2 separate regions of the Homo sapiens genome follow, and region 1 is linked to region 2. Evidence: read pairs that join two places in POLR2A ChIA-PET (ENCODE). Cell type or tissue: Panc1. All regions are shown on one strand. Links, peaks and the distances in the headings refer to the core of each region. The heading gives the core; the rest is flanking DNA. Region 1 overlaps TANGO6 (transport and golgi organization 6 homolog). Region 2 overlaps TANGO6 (transport and golgi organization 6 homolog).

Region 1 (16,697 bases), core at 2,993-10,992, 74 kb after region 2:
GTTTTAGGTCACAATAGGGAGTTTCAGCAGCTGGGCTTGTAGGGAATTATACTTTTGGGGCAATATTATGTGCACTGCGTGCTTTGTTTCCCTGGCCTCTCAACTCTTAGGTGGGTATGACAAAAATGACCAAATTTGTTTGATCAGCTTTCACATAGCCACCCTAATGGGTGTGAAGGGGTATCTCATTGTGATTTGATTTGCACTTCACTCATGACTAGTGATGTTGAAGATCTTTTTATGAGTTCATTGCCCATTTGTAAATCTTCATTAGAGAAGTGTCTATTCAGATTCTTTGCCTTTTTTTTTTTTGAGATGGAGTCTCACTCTGCTGCCCAGGCTGGAGTGCAGTGGCATGATCTTGGCTCACTGCAACCTCCACCTCCCAGGTTCAAGTGATTCTCCTGCCCCAGCCTCCTGAGTAGCTGCGATTACAGATGCCTATCACCACACCCAGTTAATTTTTGTATTTTTAGTAGAGACAGGGTTTAGCCATGTTGGCCAGGCTGGTCTCGAACTCCTGACCTCAGATGATCCCCCGCCTTGGCCTCCCAAAATGCTAGGATTATAGGCGTGAGCCACTGCGCCCAGCCTCTTTGCCCATTTTTAATTTTTTTTTTCCTTCCTATCATTGAGTTATAACAGTTCTTTATACATTCTGGAGAAAAGTCCTTTATCAGATGCATGATTTGCAGATATTTTCTGCCATCCTGTGGATTGTCTTTTCTCTTACATAATGGTGTCATTTGAAACACAGAAGTTTTTACTTTCAATGAAGTCTAATTTCTGTTTCTTCTTCTTCTTCTTTTTTTTTTTTTGACACTGAGTCTTGCTTTGTCGCCCAGGCTGGAGTGCAGTGGCACGATCTCGGCTCACTGCAAGCTCCGCCTCCCGGGTTCACGCCATTCTCCTGCCTCAGCCTCCCGAGTAGCTGGGACTACAGGCTCCCACCACAATGCCCGGCTAATTTTTTTGTATTTTTTAAGTAGAGACAGGGTTTCACTGTGTTAGCCAGGATGGTCTTGATCTCTTGACCTCGTGATCCGCCCACCTCGGCCTCCCAAAGTGGGGGGATTACAGGCGTGAGCCACCGCGCCCGGCCTTTTCTTTTCTTTTAAGACAGGGTCTTACTCTCACCCAAGTTGGTGTGTAGTGGTGCGATCTTGGCTCACTGTGGCCTTGATATCCCCAGGCTTACTACAGCCTTGGCCTCCCACCTCAGCCTCCCAAGTAGCAAGTAGCCAGGACTACAGGTGCACACCACCATGCCCAGCTAATTTTTGTATTTCTTGTAGAGACAAGATTTTGCCATGTTGCCCAGGCTGGTCTGAAACTCCTGGGGTCAAGTAATCTGCCTGTATCAGCCTCCCAAAATGCTGAGATTACAGGTGTAAGCCACTGTACCCCACCTAATTTCTCTTTCATTGCTTGCACTTTTGATATCATTTCTAACAAATTGTTGCCTAGCCCAAGATAATGAAGATTTATTTCTGTGTTTACTTCCAATAGTTGTACAGATTTCACTCTTACATTTAGGTCTGTGATCCATTTCGAGCTAATTTTTGGATGTGATGTGAGATATCCCCATTTTATAGGTGAAAATTCTGAGGCCTACATGAGTTAAGTTCGTTTTTCAAGATTACACAGCAAATAATTTGAACCATGTTCTTGGCCTCTTAATCTTAATCTTAATCTTATTTTTCCCCCAGTATGCTAGGTTACTTCTCTAGAGCTTTCAAATGATGATAGAAATTGGCCATGTTGTTCTATCTTTAAAATTTAAAGGCTGGGCGCAGTGGCTCACGCCTGTAATCCCAGCACTTTGGGAGGCCGAGGCAGGCGGATCACGAGGTCAGGAAATCAAGACCATCCTGGCCAACATGGTGAAACCGTCTCTACTAAAATTACAAAAATTGGCCAGGCATGGTGGTGTGTGCCTACAATCCCAGCTACTCAGGAGGCTGAAGCAAGAGAATCGCTTGAACCAGGGAGTCGAAGGTTGCGGTGAGCCAAGATTGTGCCACTGTACTCCAGCCTGGCGACAGAGTAAGACTCCGTCTCAAAAAAAAAATTAAAAAGATGTATTATGATTGTCAATAATATTTATTAAAATTAAATAATGCTTAATTATCTAGAAAGCTTTGATTCTGTCAACAAGCCTGAAATATAATAAGACTAGATATTATAACCCATCTCTTTTTTTTTTTTTTTTTTTTTTGAGACAGAGTCTCCCTCTGTTGCCCAGGCTGGAGTGCAGTGGCGTGATCACAGCTCACTGCACGCTCTGCCTCCTGGGTTCAAGAAATTCTTCTGCCTCAGCCTCCCAAGTAGCTGGGACTACAGGCACACACCAACATGCCCAGCTAATTTTTGTATTTTTAGTAGAGATGGGGTTTCACCGTGTTGGCCAGACTGGTCTGAAACTCCTGACCTCAGGTGATCCGCCTGCCCCGGCCTCCCAAAGTGCTGGGATTACAGGTGTGAGCCATCACGCCCAGACTACAACCCATCTTTTATAACTGAAGAATTGACTTGCCTACAGTCACAGAAGTTGGGAGAGTGATGGAGCTGGGATCAAGCCATTTTACAGGGATTCCCAGTCTCTTGTACCTTATCTTACTACAGTGCAGCTGATATATATATATATATATGATGCCTTCTTTCCCTCTCCCAAGCCAGAGATTGCATTTCAAAGCCCACAACACTTGAGTTTTACACTAGCTTCATTTTTTGAATATCTGTCCAGTGGTTTCCTTTATCAATCAAAGATTGATACATTCAAATTTGCATCAGAATATTTAACAATTTAGTACTTACATGTAAGTAAAAGATGAACCGGCTACTTCACTGTTAGCTATTTTCACTTTCCAAGATTGCCTTGGATGTAAAGAGAAATGACAGTAAGTAACTATTGTCATTTATTATGACAAGTTAGCATTTATTGAGTATCTATGTGCTAGTCACAGCAACCCTGCAGGTTAGGAATTATTCTCCCCATTTTACAGATGAGGGAACTGAGGCTTAAGGATGTTAAGTAACTGGCCCACAGTGACTCAGATACCTCATGACAACATCAGGATTTGGATTTGTGCCTCTGGCTCTGAAGTCTACATTTTTGCCACAGGGAAAAATAATCAATCATAGTGCCCTCATTCTTTTTGTTCCCAAGATGCAAGGGCTGAGTTTCCTAGTGGTCTTAAGTATAGGAGAACCAGGCCTACCTTTGGAAAATTGTTTCACTATATATCAACCCTGTTTATAACTTAATAGTATGCTGACCTCATGCTTGATTTTTGTTTTATTTTTGCTAACATGGCAATGTGTCAAGTGTTAATTTTTAAGCAATCTCTGTGTGTATCTTTGAAACTCATCTTTCACATGGACTGTGAGTACGTATTACCTCACACACTGCCCACCCTTCTTCCTGCAGACAATCATTAGTGTTTCAGCATTGAAAGTATCAGCATTGTTTTAGGAGCATTAGGAAAGAGGCTTCAGAAATCAATCCTGGGTGGCTGGGTGCGGTGGCTCACGCCTGTAATCCCAGCACTTTGGGAGGCCAAGGTGGGCGGATCACCTGAGGTCGGGAGTTCGAGACCAGCCTGACCAACATGGAGAAACCCTGTCTCTACTAAAAATACAAAATTAGCTGAGCGTGGTGGTGCATGCCTCTAATCCCAGCTACCTGGGAGGCTGAGGCTGGAGAAACGCTTGAACCTGGGAGGGGCAGGTTGCGGTAAGCCGAGATCGCGCCATTGCCCTCTAGCCTGGGCAACAATAGTGAAACTCCGTCTCAAAAAGAAAGAAAGAAAGAAAGAAGTCAATCCTGGGATTTATCCAGTTTACTGAGAGCGTGAGTTAAGTAAGCACGTAGCTTTCTGTATAGAACTTTTGAGATCTGTTGTATTTCTGGTGCCAATAAATGACATTTAAAAATAGCTTACCTTGGCCAGGCATGATGGCTCACACCTGTAATCCCAGCACTTTGGGAGGCCGAGGCAGGCAGATCACTAGAGGTCAGGAGTTTCAGACCAGCCTGGCCAACATAGTGAAACTTTGTCTCCACTAAAAAGACAAAAATTAGCCGGGCATGATTGTCAGTGCCTGTAATCCCAGCTACTTGGGAGGCTGAGGCAGGAGAATCGCTTGAACCCGGGAAGCAGAGGTTGCAGTGAGCCGAGATTGCACCATTGCACTTTAGCTTGGGAGATGAGCGAAACTCTGTCTCAAAGAAAAAAAAAAAAAGCTTACTTTAAAATAATACAAATTATGAGGATGTGAAGAAATGTTGCCGGTAGAAATGTAAAATGGTACAGTTGCTTTGAAAAATAGTCTGGCCATTTTCAAAAGGTTAAACATGGTTATCATGTGACCTATCAGTTCCACTCCTAGGTATATACCCATGAGAAATGAAAACATATGTCCACACAAAAGTTTATATTTATATATATATATAGGCATTATTTATAATAGCTGAAAAATTGAAACAACATACATATTAATATCTACCGCCTGATGAATGGATTCATAACATCTGATGTATGTACACAGTGGAATATTATTTGGCAGTAAAAAGGAATGAACTATTGATTCATACTGCAACATGAATGAATTTGAAAATATGGTAAGGAAAAGAAGCCAGACACAAAAGGCCATGTGTTGTATGATTCCTATATGAATGAAATGTCCAAAACAGACAAATGTATAAATTCAGAAAGTAGAGTAATAGTTGTCAGAGGATGTGGGGGATGGAGGAGTAAGGAGTGACTGATAATGGATATGAGGTTTCTTTGTGAGGAGATGAAAATGTTTTGGAATTAGATAGTGGGGATTATTGCACAGCCTGGTAAATATACCAAAACTAACTGAATTGTACACTTAAAAAAATTAAAGGCCACACGTGGTGGCTCATGCCTGTAATCCCAACACTTTGGGAGGCCGAGGCAAGCAGATCACCTGAGGTCAGGAGTTTGAAACCAGCCTGGTCCTACATGGTGAAACCCCATCTCTACGAAAAATACGAAATTAGCTGGGCATAGTATGGGTTCCTATAATCCCAGCTACTCTGGAGGCTGAGGCAGGAGAATCGCTTGAACCTGGGAGGCGGAGGTTGCAGTGAGCCGAGATCGAGCCACTGTATTCCAGCCTGGGCGACAGAGCGAGACTCTGTTTTAAAAAAAAAATTTAGGATGGGCGCGGTGGCTCACACCTGTAGTCCCAGCACTTTGGGAGGCTGAGGTGGGTCGATCACGAGTTCAGGAGTTCGAGACCAGCTTGGCCAACATGGTGAAACCCCATCTCTACTAAAAGTACTAAAATTAGCCAGGTGTGGTGGCGGGCACCTGTGATCCCAGCTGCTCAGGAGGCTGAGGCAGGAGAATCGCTTGAGCCTGGGAGGCGGAGGTTGCAGTGAGCTGATGTGGCACCGTTGCACTCCAGCCTGGGCAATAGAGCAAGACTCTGTCTCAAAAAAAAAGTAAATTTAAAAAATTTAAAAATAACGTTAAAAACTCAGAACAGTACTGTTGTTTTTTGTGGAGCTCTCAGGACTATGAAAGATGGGTGGGCAGGATTTAGACACTCAAATGAGTGTGAGGGGATTGAAGCTGAGGGAAAAGCAAAGGTAGGAAGATGTTCAAGAGTGGGGCCAGACCAGGTGCTGTGGCTGCTGCCTGTAATCCCAGCACTTTGGGAGGTCGATGTGGACGATCACTTGAGCCCAGTAGTTTAAGACCAGCCTGGACAACATGGCAAAATCCTGTCTCTATAAAAATTTTAAAAATTAGCCGGGTGTGGTAGCGCATGCCTATAGTCCCAGCTACTCTGGAGGCTGAAGTGGGAGAATCACTTGAGCCCAAGAGGTCAAGACTGCAGCAAGCTGTGATCATACAACTGCACTCCAGCCTGGGTGACAGAGACCCTGTCTCAAAAAAAAAAGGCAGGGTGGGGGGGTTGGGCAAATATAAAGTATAACAGAAGGGAAGCAGTTCAGGTTGTTAGTGGAGCAAAATGGGCATGAAGGCAAGGTATAGGAGTCAGTATCTTCATCTCCCATTTTTCAGACAAAGAAACCAGGGCTAAGAGGCCAACTGCTTGGCCAACCAGTATGTAATAGAGGCTGGATTCAACTCCAAAGCCAAGGCCCTTATTTATGCCTCTGTACTTCCTTCCTTTTTCCATTGCATTTTCTCACCTTTGTCACAACACCATGGCCTCTGTTCTTTTTTTTTTTTTTTTTTGAGACAGAGTCTCGCTCTATCGCCTAAGCTAGAGTGCAGTGGCGTGATCTCAGCTCACTGCAAGCTCTGCCTTCCCGGTTCACACCATTCTCCTGCCTCAGCCTCCTGAGTAGCTGGGACTACAGGCACCCGCCACCACGCCCAGCTAATTTTTTGTATTTTTAGTAGAGACGAGGTTTCACCGTGTTAGCTAGGATGGTCTCGATCTCCTGACCTTGTGATCCACCCGCCTCGGCCTCCCAAAGTGCTGAGATTACAGGCGTGAGCCACCACACCTGGCCAGCCTCTGCTCTTACGGATGGTAAAATTAAACCATGGAACCATGGATCATGACATTTTCAGTGAAGCAATTAAATACTTCTTAATTTCATGGCTTCTGGGGCTCCTTTAAAGTCCCTCACCTCCTATTCATATAGACTAGCTGTCACAAAGGCAGGATTCATGACCAAGAAGGCAACATGAGATACCTCCAGGTAAAGAGTCAGTTGCTTAAATGTCCACTTTACAAGCTATTAAGGAGGTCTAAGTACCTTCCCTGCAGAACAGCGATTTAAATTTTGCCCTGGAGCCACCCTTTCTCTAGTAAAGTTGGAATTTGAAGGCAAGTTAAGGAGGATGGAGTAGTGAGAGAGCTTGTAAGTAAAACAGCAAGTCCCTCTTCAGACTTCCCCTTAAATACAGCATCCCACACTCTCTAAGTAATCCATGGTTTTTACTGGAGCTTTATTGCAGTATCAGCTAGAGGTGCACCCTGCTTTTGTGTTTCCCTCCCCAACTAAAGAGCAAGCAGCCTATGTCACCCTTCATCTCAAATACAAATTAAAATTCCTAATCTCACCAGATGTGATTAAGATGATACTTGAAGCTGTTCACACACTTAGTAAGCCCAATTATATTTTTTATTAACACTGACATAGTTCCTTTTGTTGGTGAATCATAACTTTACAATTTTTAACTGAATGAAGCATCAATTACCCCCTCTCAGGTCACGTTGAGAACTTGGCAGTGGTGGAAGGTAAACTTAAATGGTGTCTGTACAGTTTGGGCAACACATTTTTAGATTTTTACATTAGGCTTTTGTGCTTCCTGACCTTGTGGTATCTCTCCTGCCCCAGAGGAGGATTGAAGGTTGGGAATGAATTGAGCCTCAGGGAATGAATCACAACCCCTTGAGCTGCCAAAGACCTCATTAGGTCATCTCTCTGTCCACCTGCTGGGACATGATTGCTAAGGTGTTTCTTAGGAGAAAGCTGTTTTAGAATCACTTTTGTACTTTGTGTTCAACTTTTGTTTTCCACTATTGATAACCTTTAAATAGGGACAAAAAGAGAATTGTAAAATATTTTCTTTGGCAATTAGGGTTTTCTTTTTGTTGTTGTTGTTAATGGCTTAAAATGTTCATTCACTCAACAGGTATTTTTTATTATTATTATTATTATTATTATTATTATTATTATTATTTTGTGTGTGTGAGACGGAGTCTTGCTCTGTCTCCCAAGCTGGAGTGCAGTGGCACAATCTTGGCTCACTGCAACCTCTGCCTCCCAGGTTCGAGCGATTCTCCTGCCTCGGCTTCCTGAGTAACTGGGATTACAGGCACGCACCACCACGCCTGGCTAGTTTTTTGTATTTAGCAGAGACAGGGTTTCGCCATGTTGGCCAGGCTGATCTCGAATTCCTGACCTCAGGTGATACACCTGCCTCGGCCTCCCAAAGTGCTGGGATTATAGGCGTGAGCCACTGCACCCGCCTCAACAGATATTTATTGAGCACTGCTATGTTTGAGGGTGCTGTGCAAGGTACAACACTGAGAAAAACAGTCATGTCTTGCCTTCATGGAGTTTACAGTTGGAGAAGAGCAAATGATACAAAATCACACAAATGTAAAACATGGTTTTGACACAGGTGCTCTAAATAAAAGGTACATGGTGTTCTCTCACTAACTCCATCCTCCTTAACTTGCCTTCAGATTCCAACTTTACTAGATAAAGGGTGGCTCCAGGGCAAAATTTAAATAGCCGTTCTGTAGGGAAGATACTTAGACCTCCTTAATAGCTTGTAAAGTAGACATTTAAGCAACTGACTCTACCTGGAGGTATCTCATACTGTCTTCTTGGTCGTGAAACCCGCCTTTGTGACAGCTAGTCTATATGAATAGGAGGAGAAGGACTTGAAATGAGCCCCAGAAACCATGAAATTAAGATGTATTTAATTGCTTCACTAAACATGTTTTAGGGACATTTTCCCTGACAGCAAGGGAACGAGGCAGTAACCCATCAGTGAGGATCTGTGGGTAGTTAGGAATTAACCTAGTAAAGAAGGGAGGAGACCAGGCACAGTGGCTCATGCCTGTAATCCCAGCACTTTCGGAGGCCGAGGTGGGCGGATCACTTGAGGTCAGGAGTTCGAGACCAGCCTGGCCAACATGGTGAAACCTCGTCTCTACTAAAAATACAAAAAAAAAGAAAAGTTAGCTGGGTGTGGTGGTGTGTGCCTGTAATCCCAGCCACTTGGGAGGCTGAGGCAGGAGAATTGCTTCAACCCAGGAAGCAGAGGTTGCAGTGAGCTGAGATCGTGCCACTACACTCCAGCCTGAGCAACAGAGCAAGACTCCATCTCAAAAAAAAAAAAAAAAAAAGGAAGGAGGAAAGAGTGTTGTAGGATGCGAAACAGCAAAGCAGCAGGACTACAGCAGGGAGGAGCAGGAGGCAAGAACTGCATGAACGCCTGTGCCCTCCAGACCCTTAGGATCAGTAAGGAGGGGCATGGGTGAGTGGGTTTGGAGCACCAGGCAACCCACTCTAACCAGATGGCTCTCCTTTTCTCTCTTTCATCAAGCCCTCTCTTAAGATTTCATGGAAAAACAAAGTTCTGCTGCTCAAAAGAAAAAAAAAGTTTTGAGAACTCACTGTCAGGCTATGTACGTGCCTAGCGAGAAAGTTTTATACCACATTTCATGTGTCATGCCACATACACACCCTTCCTCACCTCTTCACCACTGATGGAGAATTCAGTCTCTCCTTAAGCCTACTTTCATAAAATGCAATGAGAATGTTTGGATATCTGTACAAATTTCTGAGCTTGGTTGTCCAACACACAGCCCTTAACCATTATGAAAAACATCCTAATTGCAGATTAAAAAGGTAAAAAACCATATGGCATTATTTTAGGCCAGTGGGTTTTAAGTAATTTTTTAGCGGTGGAATCCATTTTCAAATGAGATCTAACATGAAGGCATCAAAAACTCAGGTGATTTTTATTTTCTTCTTTGTGTCTTTTATATTTTTCATGTTTTCTAATATGAACACGTATTGATTTTATAATAAGAAGAGAATGTTTTTAAAATTACATGGCTGTTTAGGGAAACTGAATTGTTTCATGACAACAAGGTTCAGGGACTAGTACAGATTGAAACAGATGGCTTCCCTCGGTGTAGTACCCCCCGTTGACCTTTTCACAACTAGGGATTACTAAAGCACAGAGTGACTATGGCTTTTTCACTGTGAAATTATATGACAGCAGAAACCTAACTGACAAACAGATGTTTTTCCCAAGTGGAGCTTTTCTTAATGAAATCGTTGCTTGGAAACCAGACCATAATAATAACTTCTCTATATTTAGTTTGTAAAGTGATTCAGTTTGCAAAATTATTAAGTCAGAGTATACTAATTAGATAAAATTGAATGTATCTATTATTTGTCTTGCAATTCAGCAACCAAATGGTTAAGCTAGGAGCAGAATTTCATCCGGGATATATCTGTCCAGATGCCATTCATAACAGGGGACATACAAGGAAAATGACAGCTCATAGAGCAACGCTGCTCTGCTCCTCACTGTGACTGCATTGGCACAGTGGTGTTTGATCTTTCACTCATACTTATTAGAAGCTGTTACTTGCAGCACTTATTAAGATGCTGAGACGATCAGTTGGGTCACTGGGTCAAAAATTGTACGTGAAAATGTGAAAATAAATTCAATTTAAATTACTCAGTGAGACAACAGTATAAAGGAGAAAGATTCAGGAGTGAATATACTTGTTTAGCATGATAGAATTTATCAGTGGAAAGTCTGATATACTATTAGTAATACAAAGAAACCTTAACATGCAGCATATTTGTCAGGTAGATTAAAACATTAAATCTTAAATTCAAACTATACATATTCTATAAAAAAATAGATATCTGCCTTCCACTTCCAGTAATAATGAGATAACTCAGCTAAAAATAACTATTATATAAGCCAGGCATGGTGGCTCACATCTGTAATCCCAACACTTTGGGAGGCCCGAGGCTGGAGGATTACCTGAGGTCAGGAGATCAAGACCAGCCTGGCCAACATGGTGAAACCCCATCTCTACTAAAAATACAAAAATTAGCTGGGCATGGTGGTGGGCACCTGTAATCCCAGCTACTCGGGAGGGTGAGGCAGGAGAATTGCTTGAACTCAGGAGGTGGAGGTTGCAGTGGGCTGAGATTGCACCACTGCACTCCAGCCTGCGCAATGGGGTGAGACTCTGTCTCAAAAAAACAAAACAAAAAATAAAAACAACTATTACATAGGGTAACATATTTAAAACACTTTAAAAGCATTAAAGAGCTCATAAGAAAACAGGGAATAACCAAGCCAGCATCTAAAGAGAAAACCAGAACTCTATGAGGTGAACTGAACATAAGAACCTGCATTTACTCTGAGGGCATTTGCTTGAAATTAAGCTGTGGGTTTCATGGCTTTGAAGGGCAACATTGCAGAAATGAAAGCCCAGACCAAGTTTGAAGTAGGAGTCTAACAGAAGGCCCTCCAACATTAAGCTTAGACCCGCTAAGGAATACGCCTCCAGATGTACCTTCAAGTACCTTCACCTGTTCCCAAGGGTCTGGGAGTAGACTTGTCTTGGCACTAAGCAGAGCAGGAGGGAATAAGGAAAGAAAACCTCTATCTGAGGCCAGGCACAGTGGCTCATGTCTGTAATCTGAGCACTTTGGGAGGCCGAGGCAGTTGGATCACCTGAGGTCAGGAGTTTGAGACTAGCCTGGCCAATATGGTAAAACCCTGACTCTACTAAAAATACAAAAATTAGCCAGTCATGGTGGCAGGCACCTGTAATCCCAGCCACTCGAGAGGCTGAGGCAGGAGAATCACTTGAACTCAGGAGGCAGAGGTTACAGTGAGCCGAGATTGCGCCACTGCACTCCAGCCTGGGCGACGGAGTAAGTCTCTGTCTCAAAAGAAAAAAAAGGAAAAGAAAAAGAAAACTTGTATTTGAGAGGTTATGATCACGGAATGGACCTCTTCTGCTGACTTGCTTTATTGGGATTCAGGAAATCTCAAGCAGGGAATTAGAATTTAAAATGTTTCTATACCTGTAGTGTCTATAAGAGTCTTGCAGAAATGAAAGCATATCTCCTATGGAAGAAGGCCCCTTCATCCTAGACCTCGAAGAATCCTCATTGTCATTTTTTATTTTTACTTTAATTTTTAAATTTTTTAATAATTAAAAAATATTTTATTGCGGTTTTATGTGTGTATGCATGCATGCATGCATGTATAGCAACATAAAGTTGGCCATTTTAATTATTTAAAAATCTACAATTCAGTGTCATTAGTTGTATTGATAATGTAGTCATTATCACTATTTCTAAAACTTTCTCATCAGCCCACACAGAAACTCTATAACATTAGGCAATAATTCCCCATTTCTTCCTTCTCCATGTAATTATTTAAGGCTAATAATTAGTACATAGTCACAAAATAACCAAGCATAACACTATTTTTTTTTTTTTTTTTTGAGACAGTGTCTCGCTCTGTCACCCAGCCTGGAGTGCAGTGGTGCGATTTTGGCTCACCGCAGCCTCCACCTCCCTGGTTCAAGCAGTTCTCGTGCCTCGGCCTCCTGAATAGCTGGGATTACAAGCGCCCAGCACCATGCTTGGCTAATTTTTGGATTTTTTAGTAGAGACTGGGTTTCACCATGTTGGCCAGGCTGGTCTCGAACTCCCAACCTCAAATCATCTGCCCACGTTGGCCTCCCAAAATTCTGGGATTACAGGCGTGAGTCACCATGCCCAGCAAGCATAAGACTTTAGATGTTGGAATTGTCACATAGAAATTATGAAGTAACCATACTTATTATATTTAGAGAAATACAAGATAAGTTTGAAAATATCTTCAGGGAATGGGAAACAACAATTATCTAATAGATTTGAAAAATGAAATGGAAAGTCTTAAAGTAAAAAGTAGAATAACTAAAATTAAAAATTCAGGCCACATGCAGTGGCTCACACCTGTAATCCCAACACTTTGATAGGCTGAGGAGGGTAGATCATTTAAGGTCAGGAGTTCGAGACAAGCCTGGCCAACATGGTGAAACCCCGTTTCCACTAAAAATACAAAAATTAGCCGGGTGCAGTGGCAGTCCCCTGTAATCCCACCTACTTGGGAGGCTGAGGCAGGAGAATCACTTGAACCGGGAGGCAAAGGTTGTAGCGAGCCAAGACTGCGCCATTGCACTCCAGCCTGGGCAAGAAGAGGGAAACTCCATCTCAAAAAAAAAAAACAAATTAAATTAAAAATTCAGTGTATGAGCCGGGTGCAGTCACTCGCGCCTGTAATCCCAGCACTTTGAGAGGGTGAGGCGGGCAAATCACCTAAGGTCAGGAGTTCGAGACCAGCCTCAACATGGAGAAACCCTGTCTCTACTAAAACCACAAAATTAGCCGGGCGTGGTGGTGCATGCCTGTAATCTCAGCTACTTGGGAGGCTGAGGCAGGAGAATTGCTTGAACCTGGGAGGCGGAGGTTGCAGTGAGCTGAGATCGCGCCACTGCACTCCAGCCTGGGCAGCAAGAGCGAAACTCTGTCTCAAAAAAAAAAAAAAAAAGAGAGAGGAAGGAAGGAAGCAGGGGAGGGAGAGAGAGAGGGAGGGAGGAAGGAAAGAAAAGAAAGGAAAGAAAAAGAAAAAAAACCTCTTTTAATTGCAGAAACAGATTTTTAAGAGGCTTTCCCTCTATTTACAGATGTCCAGGATGAGCACAATGGCTTATACCTGTGATCCCAGCACTGTGGGAGACTGAGATGGGGGAGGATTACTTGAGACCAGGAGTTCAAGACCAGCCTAGGCAGCATAGCAAGGTCCTGTCTCTACGAAGCATTTTTTAATATTTTAGCAGGGTGTGGTGGTGCTTGCCTGTGGTCCCAGCTACTCAGGAGCCTGAGGCAGGAGGATCATCTGAGGCCAGGAGTTCAAGGTTGCAGTGAGCCATGATCATGCCACTGCACTCCAGTCTGGTTATCAGAGTAAGACCCTGTCTCTAAATTTAAAAAAACAAGTGTCCTGTTATATCTCACTAAACACAGGATTTTAACCTGAAGGGTTAATGTCAAGTTAACCCCTGTGTAGAACCCTACAGGGTGCCTGATTAGGTTGGATAACTCCCTGAAATTATAGGCAGAGTGTTTATGTGTGTATTTTCATATTTTAGGAAAGAATTCTTTGGAAGAGTTTTACAGTAGTTCTGTTTGGTTTCCATGTGACACTACAGTTTTAAGTCCTGCATGTCATGTTTGCTCATTTCACAATGATCGCTTTTTCCAAGCCACTGCTAGCCTGGAGCACCTATCACAAAGACTTGCCTAATCATGTCATCAAGACATCTGTTAGGGTTAAATAAGGAAAAAATGGGCCGAGTGCGGTGGCTCACGACTGTAATCCCAGCACTTTGGGAGGCCAAGGTGGGTGGATCATGAGGTCAGGAGTTCGAGACCAGCCTGACCAACATGGTGAAACCCTGTCTCTACTAAAAATATAAAAGTTAGCTGGGTGTGGTGGTGTGCACCTATAATCCCAGCTACTCAGGAGGCTGAGGCAGGAGAATTGCTTGAACCTGGGGGGTGGAGGTTGCAGTGAGCCAAGATCACGCCACTGCACTCCAGCCTGGATTACAGAGCAAGACTCCATCTCAAAATAAAATAAAATAAAAATAAAAATAAATAAGGAAAAAATGGAGAACTGAGGAAGAGTTTCCACCTTGCCTCTGTCACTGGCTGGTGCCCCAGACACAGGGCACATCTCCTAGCCCACCAAGCTTTTCTCAGGACACTTGGAGGATGTGAAAGATCAGCCCTGTCTTGCCAGAACTTTAGGCCAGGTGGCAACTCTCCGTGGAAGCCTTTGGCTTTTTCTAAACTAGTGAGAACCTGACAAGTCAGTCAGCTCTGCTGATTCTGCAGCTTTTCTTTGCATAGGCTTGAGGTGAAATGTCAGTAGAAAACTTAGGGGAAAAATAAACCTGAAGTTCAGGTGGTTCTCCTCCTACCTGGACCACCCATCTCAGGGCTTTCAGGAGGTGTGAGGAATGTTTTGTTTTCTTACCTAAATTTGGCGGACAGAGAAGTACCCATTATTTTCTTGGATATCCGAAGCCCCTCTTTTCTTTTTACTGGTAACTGTTTCTTTTGATAGCATAAAGAGAATATTTATGTGCTTTTTTACTCTTTGAAAGCTACATAAAGAAAATTAAATGAATGACGCCTGGCTTCTTTATTTCTTACCCGTGATCAGCTGAATTATAAGTTTCGCTGAATGCTTAGGGCAGTGATTACTTTCAATGCAGCAGTAATTGCCGTTTTCTTTCCCTTCCTTCTTTATGCCTTCAGTCAGTATTAGGGCAGCTTTTTTTTTTTTTTTTTCTGTACGTACTCCAGAACCTTGATCATCATGGTGTTCTTAAGGCACAGCTTTCCTGACTTCTGCTCTCTCACTCCTTCCCCTCTGGGATTCATTCACAGGTATTTGATAGAGGCAGCCCAGCACAGCTGACTGTAAGCTTTCCAGTGCTGTTTTTTAAATTATTTTTTATTTAATTAATTATTATTCTTATTTATTTATTTTATTTGAGACAGAGTCTCGCTCTGTCACCCAGGCTGGAGTGCAGTGACACAGTCTTGGCTCACTGCAACCTCTTCCTCCCGGGGTTTAAGCAATTCTGCCTCAGTCTCCCAGGAAACTGGGATTGCAAGTGTACGCCACCATGCCTGGCTAATTTTTGTATTTTTAGTAGAAACGGGGTTTCACCATGTTGGCCAGGCTAGTCAAACTCCTGGCTTCAAGTGATCCACCCACCTCAACCTCCCATAGTGCTGGGATTACAGGCATGAGCCACTGTGTCTCCAGCTGTGTTTTTGGATTTGTTTTATTTGTTTGAGTGTAGTAGCACAAGAGATTTAGGGGGCTTGCAGTAGCCTATAAAGATGTTGTGGAGTGGAGGTGTTTGAGAATCACTGGTTAAAAAACTGAAACTCATTAAAATCCAAGTTCTTCATTTTCTTTCATATGGCTTTTCCGTTATCCCTAATGTTGGCAGCACCTCAAGTTAGAATCATTCGTGAATTTCATTAACATCACTACCTCCCTTTTCCACATACTAAACAAAGATATCAACTAGGAACAAAGCAGTCCCTGTGAAGCCCAGCTAGCCACAGTGGGGGATGCTGGCTGTGCATGTGGGATGCAGAGTTCCTCTCCTTATGCTGACCTTGGAGTCCATGAGAAAGATTTCTTTTGGAGTGAGGCTGACCTTATATACTTGAAACTGTGAAGTTTGCTATCTTGAGGGTTAGGATTTGCAAAGCTAGTATGATTCCGGTAGTTATTTTCTCCGAGGCACTGCTGCCAGGTGCGCTGTCATGTAGCAGAGTGACTGAGCATGCGGGTTTGCAGTCCTGCCCCGCCACATGGCAGCTCTGTCATCTTGGGCCATATTTTCACCTCCGTTCCTCAACTCTTTGTGCCTCAGCTTCTCTCTCAAGGAATTACAGTGGTATCCACTTCAAATGATTGTTGGGAACATTAATGGATGAATGCATGTAAAGTGCTTACGACTGTACAAGGCATATTGAAAACCTTCAGTATTAGTGTCTTTGCTGTTGTGTTTGTATTTATTAATAATATTTCATCATCCAAATGGCTTCCACTAAATATGGCTGTCAGTAAATATAGATTATTCACGTGTTTTTACTTTTTTCCCTCCAAGATGGGAATTAGAAAACACTTTAAGGAAATATATTGGCATCATCTTAGTGTTCAGATATATTATTTAGATACTGATTTAAAGAGGTAGACACTGGGTATGGTTCTTACAAATTTTCAAGAAAACAGTCAATGATAGTTAAGAGAAGTGGTCAGGCACAAATAAATTTTCCTGCTGATTAAGATAATCACCAATCTGTAATTGTCCTCTCTTGCAGCTCTAAGTCACAAAGATAATAAAGAATTCTGAAGAGAAGAAAATATCACCCTTTAGCAGGATGCTTCGGTAGCTCTTTCGTCTAACCCTGTTTTTTCCTCAGGCCTAAGTAACATTCACTCATCCTGAATCTTTATAAATTTGTTGGGGCCTGTTCACAGTTAACAAAACTTTGGAGCTTTAGAGAAGCTAAATATCAAATTGGCATGCTAGACGTA
Region 2 (16,697 bases), core at 5,719-13,718:
GCCTCCTGAGTAGCTGGGACTAAAGGCGCCTGCCACCACGCCCAGCTAATTTTTTGTATTTTTAGTACAGATGGGGTTTCACTGTGTTAGTCAGGATGGTCTTGATCTTCTGACCTCGTGATCCACCCACCTCGGCCTCCCAAAGTGCTGGGATTACAGGCATGATCCTGGCCATTTACTTCTATATTTCTAACTAATATATGGGAATTCATAATTTTTTCAGTTTCAGGCATCATGTATCTACCTCTCACCATGTGTGGAAGAGGATCTTGTTCTCTTTCATAACACTGCCATCATTCCCCCAAGTACATTTTTATTTTCACATCTCCGTAATATATTTATATCTCAGTTTTGGTTAGATCAATATTCAGTGTTTATATTAGTGTAACTCTGTGATTATTATTTACAGCTGATCTATATTGTATATTATGATTACTTTCTTTTTTTACATAATCTTTTGTACTTCCTGGAGTTAATCTTTTTTTTGTACATCTGATTAGTTTTCTATGTGCTTATCACTAATCTTTTCTCAAGCTGTCCCTCTTTTGTTTAAATCTCCTTTTAATACACTGAAAAACATCAAATAGGCTGGGCATGGTGGCTCATGCCTATAATCCCAACACTTTGGGAGGCCAAGGCAGGTGGATAGTTTGAGCTCAGGAGACCAGCCTGGGCAACATGGGGAAACCCCATCTCTACCAAAAATACAAAAATTAGCTGGGTGTGGTGGTGCGCACCTATGGTTCCAGCTACTGAGGTGGCTGAGGCAGGAGGATTGCTGGAGCCCTGGAATTTGTGGCTTTAGTGAGCCATGATCACACCACTGCACTCCAGCCTGGGTGGGAGAGCGATATCCTGTGTCAAACAAACAAACAAACAAAAACCCACCAGATATTCTATCAGTTTTATCTTCTTGGAAACATCTTTCTCTGGGTCTTCTGACTTGCTTTACTCAATCCTGGTTACCTTCTACTCAGCTGCCATCCAAGGATCCCCTTCACTTTTATCCTGGTGAACACTTTGCCTTTTTTGTGTGTTCAGTCTCTTATCTCCCTTATCCCCTGCCTGTTAGTTTCCTATTGTTACTGCAACAACTTACCACAAACTTAGTGGCTTTTTTTATGGAAATGGCATTTAAACTGAGCCCTGAAGGCTGAGTTGGAATTAACTAGCTGAAGAGAGAGGGAAGATAGTTATAGGCAGAGAGAGTAGCATGTATGAGGAACTGAAGTAGAAATGAGCATAGTGCTTCTGAGGAAATCTCCACGTGGGTAGAGTAGTGAGGGCAGAGTGCAGGTAGAGTGGTGCGCAGTGAGTGGGGATGGTGGCTGGGGGCCACCTCAGGGAGGCCTGATAGGCTGAGTTCAGGATGTTGAACTTTATTCTGAGGGAGATGCGAAACGATTAACAGTTTTAAGAAAGAGAGAACATGATCAAATCTGCAGTTTAGAAATATCTATCTGGAGGTATTGTGAAGAATGGATTGGGTAAGAGCAGAAGCAGGGAGATCAGTTAAAAGGCAGACATCTGAGGAATCACGGAGGCTTGGATTAATGCAGTGGTCATGGAAATGGAGAGAAATGAATGGGTTTGAGAGATATTTAAGGAGGAGAGTTGCCAAAACTTAACGAAGGGCTGGATATGTGGGGAAGAAGGAAGAGAGCTAGAAGAATAAATCTTGACTTCATTTCTGGCATAATGTACCTTGGTCCCATCAGACAAAAGTGAGGTCAGTGTGGTTGGCAGACGTTGGTAGATTTGGTCTAGAGTGGCTATAATATTGCCTCCCCTCAGTTCTCCCCACAGTGGCTTCTAGGGCCAATGAAATAACAAATGATCAGTTACCCATAAGAAGTTGTCCCTTACAAACAGGTCTTTGCATCTTCCTTTTCCAAGAAGGGTTAGACCTCACTTAAGGGCATGCAGATTTGAGAGCTACTATAAGAAAATCAGAACCCTCTTTTTCCTATGAGTTCCCCCAACTTGTGCATGTATATATTTGTTGTTATCTATTCATACCTTGTTTCTTTCCCAAAATGGTTTGAGGCAGGTTTATATTGACCTGCATATTTGCCATTTCTGGTGGTCTTTATTTCTTTATGTAGATCAAAATTTCAGTGCAAACTTCCTTCTGCCTGAACTTTAGTTGCCATTTCTTTTAGTGTAGGTCTACTGGCAATGAATTTCTTTTTTTTTTTTTGAGACGGAATTTCGCTCTTGTTGCCCACGATCTCGGCTCACTGCAACCTCTGCCTCCTGGGTTCAAGCGATTATCCTGCTGCAGCCTCCCAAGTAGCTGGGATTACAGGTGCCAGCCACCACGCCCGGCTAATTTTTTTTTTTTTTTGTATTTTTAGTAGAGACAGGGTTTCACTGCGTTGGCCAGGCTGGTCTTGAACTCCTGACCTCAGGTGATCCACCTGCCTCGGCCTCCCAAAGTGCTGGGATTACAGGTGTGAGCCACCGCACCCGGCCTGGCAATTAATTTTCTAGCTTTTGTTTGTCTGAAAAAGTCTAGTTCATCTTCCTTTTTGAAAGATATTTTTTATTGGGCATAGAATTCTAGGTTGACATTTATTTTTTCTTTTAGTACTTTAAAGATATTCTGTTGTCTTCTGGCTTGTGTCATTTCTGATGAAAAGTCTGCTATCATTCTTATCTTTGTTCCTCTATAAATGATATACCATTTTTCCCTCTGACTGCTTTTAAGATTTTTCTCTTATGGCTGGTTTTTAGAAATTTGATTATGATGTACCTTGGTGTGGTGTTGGTTTCTTTATGGTTTTTTTTCTGCTTTTTGGAGCTGTGGGTTTATAGTGTTTGCCATATTTGGAAATTGCTCAGACATTATCTTCAAATATTTTTTTCTGTACTCCCCTCAGATCTCTCTTTCTGAGATTTGAATGACACCAAATATTATGTTTACTGTTGTCCTGCCAATTACTAATGCTCTTTTTGTGTGTGTCTTCTTTTCTCTATGTCTTTTTTATTTTTCTCTGTCTTTAAAATTTTTTTTTCCCCAGAGACAGGGTCTTGCTCTGTCTCCCAGGCTGGAGTGCAGTGGCATGATCTTGGTTCACTGCAACTTCTGCCTCCCAGGTTCAAGCAATTCTGGTGCCTCAGCCTTCTGAGCAGCTGGGATTACAGGCATGCGCCACCACACCCAACTAATTTTTGTATTTTTAGTAGGGACAGGGTTTCGACATATTGCCCAGGCAGGTCTTGGACTCCTGGTCTCAAGTGATCCACCCACCTTGGCCTCCCAAAGTGCTGAGTTTACAGGCGTGAACCACTGTGCCTGGCCAAGGGCAAATTTTTAATAGTTGTCTTAATGGGCCAGGCGCAGTGGCTCAAGCCTGAAATTCCAGCACTTTAGGAGGCCAACGTGGGCGGATCACGAGGTCAGGAGTTTGAGACCAGCCTGGCCAACATGGTGAAAGCCTGCCTCTACTAAAAATACAAAAAATTAGTGGTGCGTGCCTGTAGTCCCAGCTACTCAGGAGGCTGAGGCAGAAGAATCGCTTGAACCTGGGAGGTGGAGGTTTCAGTGAGCCGAGATCTCGCCACTGCACTTCAGCCTGGGCGATAGGGTGAGACTCTTGTCTCAAAAAAAAAAAGAAGTTGTCTTAATGGTCTTGTCTTCTAATTCTGTTATCTCTGTTTTTTTGGGGTCTGTTCTACTGATTTTTTTTTCTTTTTTTTTTGAGGCAGAGTCTTGCTCTGTCACCCAGGCTGGAGTGCAATGGCACGATCTTTGCTCACTGCAACCTCTGCCTCCCAGGTTCAAGAGATTCTCCTGCCTCAGCCTCCCAAGTAGCTGGGACTACAGGTGTGCGTCCTCATGCCCAGCTAATTTTTGTATTTTTAGTAGAGACAGCGTTTCACCATGTTGGCCAGGCTGGTCTTGAACTCCTGACCTCAGGTGATCCGCCCGCCTTGGACTCCCAAAGTGCTGGGATTACAGACATGAGCCACCGCCCACAGCCGGTTCTGTTGATTTTTTTATTCTAATTATAAGCCATATTGTTTTCCTTCTTTGCATGCCTGGTAATTTTTTTTTTTTTTTTAGATGTTATTCACATACCATAGAACGGTGGCGCGATCTCAGCTCACTGCAACTTCCCAGGCTGGAATGCAGTGGCGCGATCTCGGCTCACTACAGCTTGCGCCTCCCATGTTCAAGAGATTCTCTTGCCTCAGCTTCCCGAGTAGCTGGGACTACAGGTTTGTGCCACCACACCCAGCTAATATATTTTTTTAAATTTTTAGTAGAGATGGGGTTTCACCATGTTGGCCCGGCTGGTCTCAAACTCCTGACCTCAGGTGATCCACCTGCCTCGGCCTCCCAAAGTGCTGGGATTACAGGAGTGAGCCACCGCACCCGGCCAGAAGTCACTTTTTTTTTTTAAAGAGTACAGTTTGGGGTGTTTAGTATATTCACAGAGCTGTGCAGTCATCACCAATATCTATTTCCAGAACATTTTCCTCAACCCTCCCCCCATGTCCCCCCAAAGAAGCCCTCATACTCACTAGCAATCACCACTCCTCATTCTCCCCTCCTCTCAGATTCTGGTAAGTACTACTTCACCTCCTGGTCTCTTTGGATTTACCTGTATTGGCATTTCATACAATACATGGTCTTTGTGTCTGGCTTCCTTTACTTGGCATAATGTTTTTGAGATTTATTCATGTTTTTTGTTTGTTTGTTTGTTTTTGAGACAGAGTTTTGCTCTTGTCACCCAGGCTGGAGTGCAATGGCATGATCTCAGCTTACTGCAACCTTCTTCTGCCAGGTTCAAGCGATTGTCCTGCCTCAACCTCCCAAGTAGCTGGGATTACAGGCGCCCACCACCACATCTGGCTAATTTTTGTATTTTTAGTAGAGACGGGGTTTCACCATGTAGGCCAGGCTGGTCTCAAACGCCTGACCTCAGGTGATCCACCTGCCTTGGCTTCCCAAAGTGCTGGGATTACAGGTGTCAGCCACCGTGCCCAGCCGAGGTTTAGTCATATTATAATATGAATGAATCAGTCCTCCATAAAAATTATTCCTTTTTATGACTGAATAATAATTCCTCATGTGGATATGCTTGGTAATTTTTGACTGGATGCTGAACATTTTTATTCTACATTGCTGAGTGCCAGATTTTTATATTCCTTAGTTGGACTTTGTTCTGGAATGCAGTTAAGTTACTTGGAATTAGTTTAGTCCCTTTGATCCTGGCTTTTCAGCTCTGTTAGTGTGGTTCTACAGCAACCTTTAAGGTAATTTAACCCCTTTTTGTATTATACTAAGTGTGTTGTACTAAGTGTAACAATACAGATTGTACTAAGATAATAGACTTCTGAGAATTCTAGTTGTTGCCCTGTGTATTAGGAGATCCTCCCAGGCTGGCTGGTGGGAACACAACTCTTCCCAGCCTTTATGAACCGTGGGGGTTGTTCCCCCCTACTCCTTTCTGGTGGTTATTGCCCCAGGCTTTGGTATTTTCCTCACACATACGTGTATCATACTCTACCAAAGACCTGAGAGAGGACCCTTTTGCAGATCTTTGGAACTCTCTCTACATGTAACTTCCTCCCTTCTGGTATTTTGCCCTGAAAATTCCAGCTGCTTTGGCCTCCCTGAACTCTGAACTATGTTTCTTCCACTGAACAAGATGCCAGGCTTCATTTGGGCTGCTATTGTTATCGCCTGAAAACTCTCTCCAGTCAGTGAACGAGGGCAGTCGTCAAGCTCAGTTTGTTTGCTTCCGTTCTCTCAGGGATCAGTGTCCTGGGCTGCCTGTTGTCCACTGTCTGGAAACCATTGTTTATATATTTTGTCCAATTTTATAATTGCTTAAGACGGTAAAGTAATTCTGGTCCCTGTCACTCTACGGCTGTGGCTTAAGACAGTTTAAATGAAATGATACATACAAGGAGACAGAATAATAATAGTAATAAACATGGTGAAGCTAGTATTCCAGTTATATGAATAATATCATTATAGTGACTAAGTGCTAGTTTTTCTCTGAATTTCCCAGAAACTAGCATCAAAAGGAACGTATAGGCCAGGCGCGGTGGCTCATGCCTGTAATCACAGCACTTTGGAGGCTGAGGCGGGCAGATCACCTGAGGTCAGAAGTTCGAGACCAGCCTGGCCAACATGGCAAAACCCTGTCTCTACTAAAAATAGAAAGGAATTACCTGGGCATGGTGGTGTATTCCTGTAATCCCAGCTACTCGGGAGGTTGAGGCAAGAGAATCGCTTGAACCTGGCAGGAAGAGGTTGCAGTGAGCTGAGATCATGCCACTACATTCCAGCCTGGGTGACAGAACAAGACTCCGTCTCAAAAAATAATAATAATAAATAAATAAGAAATAAAAAACATAAAAAGGAAAGTATAGAAGGGTAGATTATCTTATAGAAAAAAATAAACTATTTTCAATAGAAAAGATAAATGCATTTTACCTTAAATTTTAAGACAAATTTGTTACATGGGACCTTCTGTGGGGAATTGCTGTGAGCTGCTAACATCTCTCTCCATTGTGCCAGCGGGAGCAGCTGGTGGAAGTGATGCTGAGGTGACGGCTGCTGACTGGAAGAAGTGTGACCTGATCGCAAAGATTTTGGCCTCTTGTCCCCAGCAGTCTCTTTCACCAGAGAATTACTACAGGGACATCTGCCCCCAGGTAAATCTTTTTGTTTCTATTGATCATTTGAGGATTATCTGCTTATTTACAGAAAGAGGACTTTTAATGTTCCTCTAGTATTGAGATAAAAGCAGTATAATATTTAAGTTTATTGTTTAGTGAGGAGCCTTCTTAATAAATGAATAAAAACCGGTGGAAGAGACTGACCTAATTGTTCAGTTTAAGAATGACGAGGCCAGGCGCAGTGGCTCACGCTTGTAATCTCAGCACTTTGGGAGGCCGAGGCAGGCGGATCACCTGAGGTCGGGAGTTCGAGATTAGCCTGACCAACATGGAGAAACCCCGTCTCTACTAAAAAAAATACAAAATTAGCTGGGTGTGGTGGCGCATGCCTGTAATCCCAGCTACTTGGGAGGCTGAGGCAGGAGAACGGATTGAACCCGGGAGGCGGAGGTTGCCGTGAGCCGAGATTGAGCCATTACACTCCAGCCTGGGCAACAAGAGTGAAACTCCGTCTCAAAAAAAAAAAAAAAGAATGCCTCACCACTACTAAATGATTTGCCCAGCTTGCTCTCAGAGCTAGAATACGAAACTCAAGTTTCATCTTGTTCGTTATCTTTTCTCTCCATGTGTTTTTAGTTAGTTTTTAAAGGCAGATATTAAATAAACAAGGTAAATTAACATGGCAAACAATTTAAAAAGCATAAAAGAGTAAACCGAAAACTAAGTCTCCCTACCATTCCTGTTCTCCAGTCCCTCAGAGGTAGTCACTGCTATGAATTTCTTTCCAGAGATATTCTGTGTATTATGCATATACCATCATATGTGCATATGTTAATGTATGTATATATTAACATGTATGTGCATACACACATACATTAACATATACACATGATGGTACAATTAATGCTAATTTTTTTTTTTTTTGAGACAGAGTTTTGCTCTTGTTGCCCAGGCTGGAGTACAATGGTGCGATCTTGGCTCACCACAACCTCCACCTCCCGGGTTCAAGCGATTCTCCTGCCTCAGCCTCCCGAGTAGCTGGGATTACAGGCATGCGCCACCACACCCGGCTAATTTTGTATTTTTGGTAGAGATGGGGTTTCTCCACGTTGGTCAGGCTGGTCTCGAACTCCTGACCTCAGGTGATCCGCCTGCCTCGGCCTCCCGAAGTGCTGGGATTATAGGCGTGAGCCACCATGCCAGGCCAGTGCTAATTTTTATCTAAATGATAGCATGCAGCATGCCCTCTTTTCATTTTGCTTTTTTTCATTGATAGTGTACTTTGGCCAGGCACAGTGGCTCACTCCTGTAATCCCAGCAGTTTGGGAGGCTGAGGTGGGCAGATTACTTGAGGTCAGGAGTTCGAGACCAGCCTGGCCAACATGGAGAAACCCCAACTCTACTGAAAATACAAAAATTGGCCAAGCGTGGTGGTGCACACCTGTAGTCCTAGCTACTCAGGAAGCTGAGGATAGAGAATCTCTTGAACCTGGGAGGCAGACGTTGCAGTGAGCTGAGTTTGCACCAATGCACTCCAGCCCGGGTGACAGAGCGAGACTCCATCTGAAAAGAAAAACAACAAAAAACACAGTGTACCTTGGAGATCATTTCATTCATTTTCATGGGTACATGGTATTTCATCATATTAATGTACTGTAATTTATTTAACCAGCCTGTTATTGATGCACATTTGAGTTGTTTCCATTCTTTTTCTATTACAAATTATGCTACAGTTAATATCCATAAGTCTTTGTACATAACTACCAGTATTACCATAGGAAAAATTCCTAGAATTGAAATTATTGGTTCAAAGGTTTTATGCATTTAAATTTTTGATCGATATGCTTTATGTACCTATTTTCCCACATTTTTACCCACACAATGTGTTACAAACTTTTTTGATCTTTGCAAATCTGATACATGAAAAATGTGGGGCTGGGCACGGTGGCTCACGCCTGTAATCCCAGCACTTTGGGAGGCTGAGGCGGGCGGATCACGAGGTCAAGAGTTTGAGACCAGCCTGATCAACATAGTGAAACCCCGTCTCTACTAAAAATACAAAAATTAGCTGGGGGTAGTGGCATGTGCCTGTAATCCCAGCTACTTGGGAGGCTGGGGCAGGAGAATTGCTTGAACCTGGGAGGCGGAGGTTGCAGTGAGCCGAGATTGCACCACCGTATTCCAGCCTGGGCGGCAGGGTGAGACTCCATCTCAAAAAAAAAAAAAAAAGGAAAAAGAAAAATGTGGAGGGAGTTTTCTTAATATTCCCTATGCGTATGCCTAAAATGAGCCTGTATTTTATAAATTTGATAAAATTATTTAATAAAAACACTGCAAGTATGAGAGGTGGGCAAAAAAAATTTTTTTTTTTGAGATGGAGTCTCGCTCTGTCGCCCAGGCTGGAGTGCAGTGGCGCGATCTCCGCTCACTGCAAGCTCTGCTTCCCAGGTTCACACCATTCTCCTGCCTCAGCCTCCTGAGTAGCTGGGACTACAGGCGCCCGCCACCACACTCGGCTAAGATTTTTGTATTTTTAGTAGAGACAGGGTTTCACTGTGTTAGCCAGGATGGTCTCGATCTCCTGACCTTGTGATCCTCCCGCCTCGGCCTCCCAAAGTGTTGGGATTACAGGCGTGAGCCACCACACCCGGCCAAAAAATTTTTTTAATTAAAAATAAAAACACTGCCTGTTCAGCTCTCTTACCCTTTGATACTGGGTATGTTAAATTAAAAGAATTCTGTTGAATCAGTGTTATTGAGGTGAATTTATTTTTTGTCTTAAAGAAATTCATGCTTTTTGTTTTTAGTTACTGTCATATTCCTTGCAAAAAACTGGTATTTACTTCTTGTAGTTTTTTTGTAGGTTCTGGATTTATTTCACTTTCAAGATAAATTGACAGCACGACAATTTCAGAGAGTTGCCACCACTACCTTTATAACTTTGTCAAGAGAACGCCCACATTTGGCAGCAAAGTATTTGCTCCAGCCAGTGTTAGCTCCTCTTCATCGATGTTTGAATACAGCAGGTAAAGGAGGAAGTGTGGTGGCTGTGTGTGCCTCTAAAGGACCTTCTTCAGTATTTCACGTTGAAATGATTTAAATCTGTGTTATATCAGTCTCTTTAGTTTTCCTTCCCCTCCCCCCAACTTTTTATTTTGACAAATTCACTTACAAGTTTCAAGAAGAGTATATTGAACTACCCATATACAGATCACCTAGACCGAATAACTTTACATTTTGGCCACATTTATTTTATCTTTCTCTCTTTCTATACATATAAACATGTCTTTTCTGAAGCATTTGAGACTTAGTTGCAGACATCACAACACTTCACCCCTAAATACTACAGTATGCATCCCCAAAGAAAAATGTCAGTCTCCTACATAACCACAAGGCGATTACCACACTCAGGAAATTTAACATTTATACAATATGCTTTGATATAATATACAAATTCCATTCAAACTTCTCTAATTGTTTCAATAATTTGTTTTAGAGCTATTTTTTTTTTAATCCAGAATTCAATCAAGAATCATGGCTGGGCGTGGTGGCTCATGCTTGTAATCTCAGCACTTTGGGAGGCTTAGGCGGGCAGATTGCTTGAGCCCAGGAGTTCGAGACCACTGGGGCAACATGGCAAAACCCCGTCTTAACCAAAAAACAGTATAAAAATTAGCCAGGCATGGTGGCAAGCACCTGTAGCCCCAGCTAGTTGGGAGGCTGATGTGGGAGGATCGCTTGAGCCTGGGAGGTTGAGGCTGCAGTGAGCCATAATCACACCTCTGCACTTTAGCCTGGGCAACAGAGTGCAACCCTTGCTCAAAATAATAATAATAATATATGATAAAACTATGTCTAAATAAATAGAAAGACTTATTATAAAACTTTAAAAACTTTTTTTTAAATTTTTATTTCTGTATTGTCCAGGCTGGTCTGGAACTCCTGGGCTCAAGCGATCTTCCTGCTTCAGCCTCCCAAAGTGCTGGGATTGGTGAGGTGGGAGGATCACTTGAGCCCAGGAGTTTGCAACCAGGCTGGGTAACATAATGAGACCCTGTCTTTAGAAAAAATTTTAAAAATTAGCTGGGCGTGGTGGTGCACGCCTGTATTCCCAGCTGCTCGGGAAGCTGAGGTGGGAGGATCACTTGACCCAGGAGGTTGAGGTTGCAGTGAGCCATGATCACACAGTTCCACTCCAGAGCCTGGGTTACAGAGCAAGACCCTGTCTCAAATAAATAAAAATAAAATATAACTATTTTAAAACTTTTTGAAGGGAAATTTTTAAACACATATTATAGAGATTATATAATGAACTCCTATGTACCTGTCACCTAGATACAACTATTAACTCTGCCATTTTCTTTCTTTTTTTTTTTTTTTTAGACAGAGTCTCACTCTGTCACCCAGGCTGGAGTGCAGTGGCATGATCTCGGCTCACTGCAAGCTCTGCCTCCCAGGTTCATGCCATTCTCCTGCCTCAGCCTCCTGAGTAGCTGGGATTACAGGTGCCCGTCACCACGCCCAGCTAATTTTTTGTATTTTTAGTAGAGATGGGGTTTCACTGTGTTAGCCAGGATGGTCTCAGTCTCCTGACCTTGTGATCCGCCTGCCTCGGCCTCCTAAAGTGCTGGGATTACAGGCGTGAGCCACCACACCTGGCCAACTCTGCCATTTTCATTTCATCCAATCCCCAATTTTTATTCAATTAAGTTTAAAATGAAAAAAAATTTTTTTTTGAGACAGAGTCTCACTCTGTTGCCCATGCTTGAGTGCAGTGGCACAATCTCGGCTCACTGCAACCTCCGCCTCCCGGGTTCAAGCGATTCTCCTGCCTCAGCCTCGTGAGTAGCTGGGACTACAGGCCTGCCCCACCACACCCGGCTAACTTCTTATATTTTTAGTAGAGATGGGGTTTCACCATATTGGCCAGGTTGATTTCAAACTCGTGACTTTGTGATCCGCCTGCCTTGGCCTCCCAAAATACTGGGATTACAGTTGTGAGCCACCACACCTGGCCTAAAATGAAAATTCTAAGTGATAATGTGCTATAGGTAATTGGCAACGTTGGTGTTTTTTCTTAGTGATACATAAAATAACAATGCATGTTTATAATCAGTGGCATCATATATTCCATGAAATGTGTATGAATTGTGTATTGTTCAATGATAACCATTTTCTGATCTTAGGTGTTACTTACTGAGCCATCTTTCTAGTAAAGCTTCCTTCCTTAGCTTTAGTATGTCCTATTCAGTGAGGCACTAAATATGGGTAATTTTGTGTGTTTATTTTCTAGAGCTTTCAGAGAGTGACATGGTACCAGGAACTATTTTGGTGACAGAAGAAGAACTTAGTAGATGCATTGAGGATGTGTTTAAGGTTGGTAATCTGAGTCACTAATGTTTTTATTTACTTCTTATTTAAAATTTTTTTTAAATTTTTTCTTTTTTTGTAGAGATGGTGGGGTCTCACCACGTTGCCCAGTCTGGTCTTGAACTCCTGGCCTCAAGCGATCCTCCTTCCTTAGCCTCCCAAAGTGCTGGGATTACAGGTGTGAGCCGCTGCTCCCAGCCTTTTAAAATAATTTTACCTTTTAATTAGCACTTGAACCGTTGGAATGACTAATCTAAAGCTCCAAGCTGTCTGGTTTTCACTTTGAAAACCAGAAACTGTAAGCTGACGTTTTTTGTCTTTTGTTGTTGTTGCTTTTCCTTTTTGTGGAGAATGAGGTCTCACTATATTGCCCAGGTAGGTCTCGAACTCCTGGGCTCAAGCTATCCTCTTGCCTCTGCCTCCCTAAGAGCTGGGATTACAGGCGCGAGCCACTGCGCCTGGCAAGCTGACCTTTTTAAGTGAAAAAACTGATATATTTTTGAAACCCTGTTAATTACATCATTTATTCTAAATGTTGAAATAGTTTAGTTTCTCTAACTGGCAAATGCCGCTGATGAAAGCATGTCTATTGAAGAAGTTGACATGGAGCCGGGCATGGTGGCTCACGCCTGTCATCCCAGCACTTTGAGAGGCCGAGGAGAGTGGATCACCTGAGGCCCGGAGTTCAAGACCAGCCTGGCCAATATGGCGAAACCCTATCTCTACTAAAAATACAAAAATTAGCCGGGCCTGGTGGCACACACCTGTAATCCCAGCTACTTAGGAGGCTGAGACAGGAGAATTGCTTGAACCCAGGAGGTGGAGGTTGCAGTGTGCCGATATCATGCCACTGCACTCCAGCCTGGGGGATAGAGCGAGACTCTGTCTCCAAACAAACAAACAAAAAAAGAAATTGACAGGGGCTTTTTCAATACTATAGTCTTCCTAAAAGTGTATGATAATTGAATCTACTTTATAACTTTTGATAGTAATTACTGTCATAACAAATTAAGTCTGAATAAATGATTCCTGCAAATGACTACATAAATATATAACAAGAATGAAAATTTGCTTTTCTATTCATAGAAAAAAAGTGAATGAAAACTAAGAATCTAAATGTTATGTTCTTTATTATCACAGCCTTATAAATATATGTGGTATATGCTTTTGGAAAGCAAATGAAATTCATTGTGTTATGGCTAGATGGAAGTAGGATAAATATTCTTTAAAGTTTATTTTAGGCCCAGTGTGGTGGCTTATGCCTATAATTCTAGCACTTTGGGAGGCCAAGGCAGGAGGATTACTTGAGGCCAGGAGTTCAAGACCAACCTGGTGAATATAGTGAGACCCGAGCTCTATAAAAAATAAAAATAATAAATACAATTTATTTTAATAAATTTATAATAATTTACTGCTGAACACTTTTACATTAGAAAACAGCTTTCAAAACTGTATTTCATATAAAAAGGTACAGCTGCTTTGGAAAATAGTTTGACATTTCCTCAAAAAGTTAAACCTGGAGTTATCATATGGGCCCAGCAATTCCACTACTAGGTATATACCCAAGAGAAATGAAAACTTGTTCATATAGGCCGGGCACGGTGGCTCACACCTGTAATCCCAGCACTATGGGAGGCCGAGGCGGGCAGATCACGAGGTCAGGAGATTGAGACCATCCTGGCTAACATGGTGAAACCCCGTCTCTACTAAAAATATAAAAAAATTAGCCGGGCGTGGTGGCAGGCACCTGTAGTCCCAGCTACTCGGGAGGCTGAAACAGGAGAATGGCGTGAACCTGGAAGGCAGAGCTTGCAGTGAGCCGAGATCGCACCACTGCACTCCAGCCTGGGTGACAGAGCGAGACTCCGTCTCAAAAAAAAAAAAAGAAAACGTGTTCATAGAAAAACCTGTATGTGAATTTAGTAGGTAGGACAGGGAGCAATTACAAATGACACAAGGGATCTTTTGATGACGGAAAGGTTCTAAAATTGTATTGTGATGGTTTTGCAAATCTGTAAATTTACTAAAATTCACTGAAGTGTATATTTAAAATAAATGATTTTATGGTTTTTAAGGTATACTTCAATAAACCAGTTTTATTAAAAAAAAAAATACTTGGCACGATGGCTCATGCCTGTAATCCCAACACTTTGGGAGGCCAAGGCGGGCGGATCATGAGGTCAGTAGATCAAGACCATCCTGACTAACATGGTGAAACCCTGTCTCTACTAAAAATACAAAAAATTAGCCGGACGTTGTGGTACGCGCCTGTAGTCCGAGCTACTCAGGAGGCTGAGGCAGGAGAATCACTTGAACCCGGGAGGCGGAGGTTGCAGTGAGCCGAGATTGTGCCACTGTACTCCAGCTTGGAAAACAGAGCGAGACTCTGTCTCAAAATAAATAAATAAATAAAAATACAAAGATTAGCTGGATGTGGTGGCACGTGCCTGTAATCCCAGTTACTCTGGAGGCTGGGGCAGAAGTATCACTTGAACCTAGGAGATGGAGGCTGCAGTGAGCTGAGATCACATCACTGCATTCCAGCCTGGGCAACAGAGCAAGACTCTGCCTCAAAAAAAGAAAAGATAAAAAATAAAAATAAAGTGTACAGGCATGCCTGTCATCCCAGGACTTTGGGAGGCCAAGATGAGTGGATTACCTGAGGTAAGGAGTTCAAGACCAGCCTGGCCAACATGGCAAAACCCTGTCTCTACTAAGAATACAAAAATTTCTCTCTCTCAAGATTTGCCTATTGTGTACCTTTCATATAAATGGAATTGTACAATATGTGTTTTTTTTGTGATTGGCTTTTTTCACTTTGCATGATATTATAACATGGAGCCATACTTCATTTCTTTTCATTGCCAAATGGTATTCTCTTGTATTAACATGCCTCATTTTGTTTATCTATTCATCAGTAAATGGACATTTAGGTTGTTTCCATAATAGCCATAATAACATTTTGGCTGTTATTAATAATGCTGCTATGGACATTCATGTAAACATTATTGTGTATATTTGTGTTTTCATTTCTCTTTGGTATATACCTAGGAATAGAATTGCTGGATCATGTAGTAACTCTATGTTTTACTGTTTGAGGCACTTCTGGACTGTTGTCCAAAGTGACCGCACCATTTTACATTCCCATCGGCAGTATATGAGGGTATAAAGTGAATCACATTCTTTCAGATAAGAAGGCAGATGCTTTTGTTTTGCTTTAAGCGTTCTGCATGGTACTAGTAGATTCATAGATAGAAAATGCAAACTCATTCTCCATAGCATTCACTTTCTTTCTTTTTTTTTGAGACAGAGTCTCCCTCTGTTACCCAGGGTGGAGTGCAGTGAGATGACCTTGGCTGACTACAACTTACACCTCCCAGGTTCAAGCGATTCTCCTGCTTCAGCCTCCCCAGTAGCTGAAATTACAGGCACCCACCACCACGCCGAGCTAATTTTTGTATTTTTTGTAGAGACAGGGTTTCACCATGTTTGCCAAGCTGGTCTCAAACTCCTGACCTCAAGCAATCCCCCTGCCTTGTCCTTCCAGAGTGCTGGGATTACAGGCATAAGCCACCGTGCCCGGCCTCACTCACTTTATTTGTAAAGTGAAATGTTTACTACCCTTGTATTTAATTTCACTATTTTTGAAAATGGAGTCTACCCTTTGAGGGTTGACCTGGCACACAAATATGGAATCAGATTGCTCAGAGATTGAAAGATGACATGGTGACTATGTGAATATAATGCTGTTTTTATTTTTTAATGTCTCATGGATAGACTTCTGAAAAGAGGGGTCTTCTATCCTGTTCTGAATATTAGTAGACTTTTCAGATTATGGAGAGATAAGAAATTATTAGAGCAGTCTAGAAAGCAGATGTTCTAAATTAGCGAACAGTGGCCTACTAACTTTCAGAAAGACCATGTCCCATCTAAGAAATAGCATGATGAAAAACTGCCAAGTGGTTGGGTTTGGAATGTTGGAAAGACTTGAAAGTACTGTCAGGATAGGGGTAAGACTAATTGTGACTAAATTTTGGTGCAAACCCTTTATGGTATGCCTTGGAAGTCAGTAAACTTAGAGGGAGAAAAAAAAAAGCAAACAGATAATTTCTTTCTAGCAAGGGAGTTATCCTCTAAAAAACAGAGAGAGATCTGGAAATAATGAATCCTGCCATTTCTCCTATTCTTGGTCCCCAAAAAAGAGGGAGGAAACCTTTATAGTTTGGTCAACAGTTTGGCGAATTTAAAGCCCCCTGGAGAGGCAAGCAAACCATTAGTTTTCTGTAGACACTTGATTATGCACCAAGGATTGGCACTGTTGTGAAACTAAGAGGGGTGGAAGGGTAATTATTCTCTCTGCAAGGTTTTGGCAGCCAGCTGCAGTGGGAAAACAGGAAATGTGTATGTTGGAGGAAAATGGTAAACACTGGGTAAAATTTAACAACAAAGGATGTGTTGTGTCTATTAACTTTCTGCTAATACTAAATTATAGAGTACAGCTCAAAGGCAGGAAATAAGGAAAATATCGGGGATGGGTAAATTGATCCAGCTGCTCACTAGGTAACGTGGAGGATAACAAAAGAGTGTTTAATTTTAGAGAAGCATTTGGGAACATTTCCAGCTCTTTTTTTCTCTCTCTCTTTTTATTCTTGTTAACAGATTTATTAAGACAAAAATTCACGTAACAT

The links. ChIA-PET counts read pairs that join two places held together with the same protein. Peaks named below come from ENCODE experiments on the same cell type or tissue, not always from the same donor. Only the 100,000 strongest peaks of a DNase experiment are listed, where the experiment ranks them.
Region 1: POLR2A ChIA-PET joins it to region 2 with 11 read pairs; 2 of 35 experiments call an interaction of 5 or more read pairs at or near these places.

Annotation. Positions count from the first base shown.
Region 1 is chr16:68,945,392-68,962,088 of GRCh38, forward strand. All of the region lies in intron 14 of TANGO6 (transport and golgi organization 6 homolog), which reads left to right. Among named protein-coding and RNA genes, the nearest start is that of TANGO6, 110 kb to the left of the region's middle. In Panc1, for the core only: no CTCF peak of the experiment used is centred there; a DNase peak (open chromatin) is centred at 7,343.
Region 2 is chr16:68,868,616-68,885,312 of GRCh38, forward strand. It overlaps TANGO6 (transport and golgi organization 6 homolog), which reads left to right. Exons shown (of 18, transcript NM_024562.2): 5 at 6,539-6,675; 6 at 9,503-9,665; 7 at 11,933-12,015. Among named protein-coding and RNA genes, the nearest start is that of TANGO6, 33 kb to the left of the region's middle. In Panc1, for the core only: no CTCF peak of the experiment used is centred there; no DNase peak of the experiment used is centred there.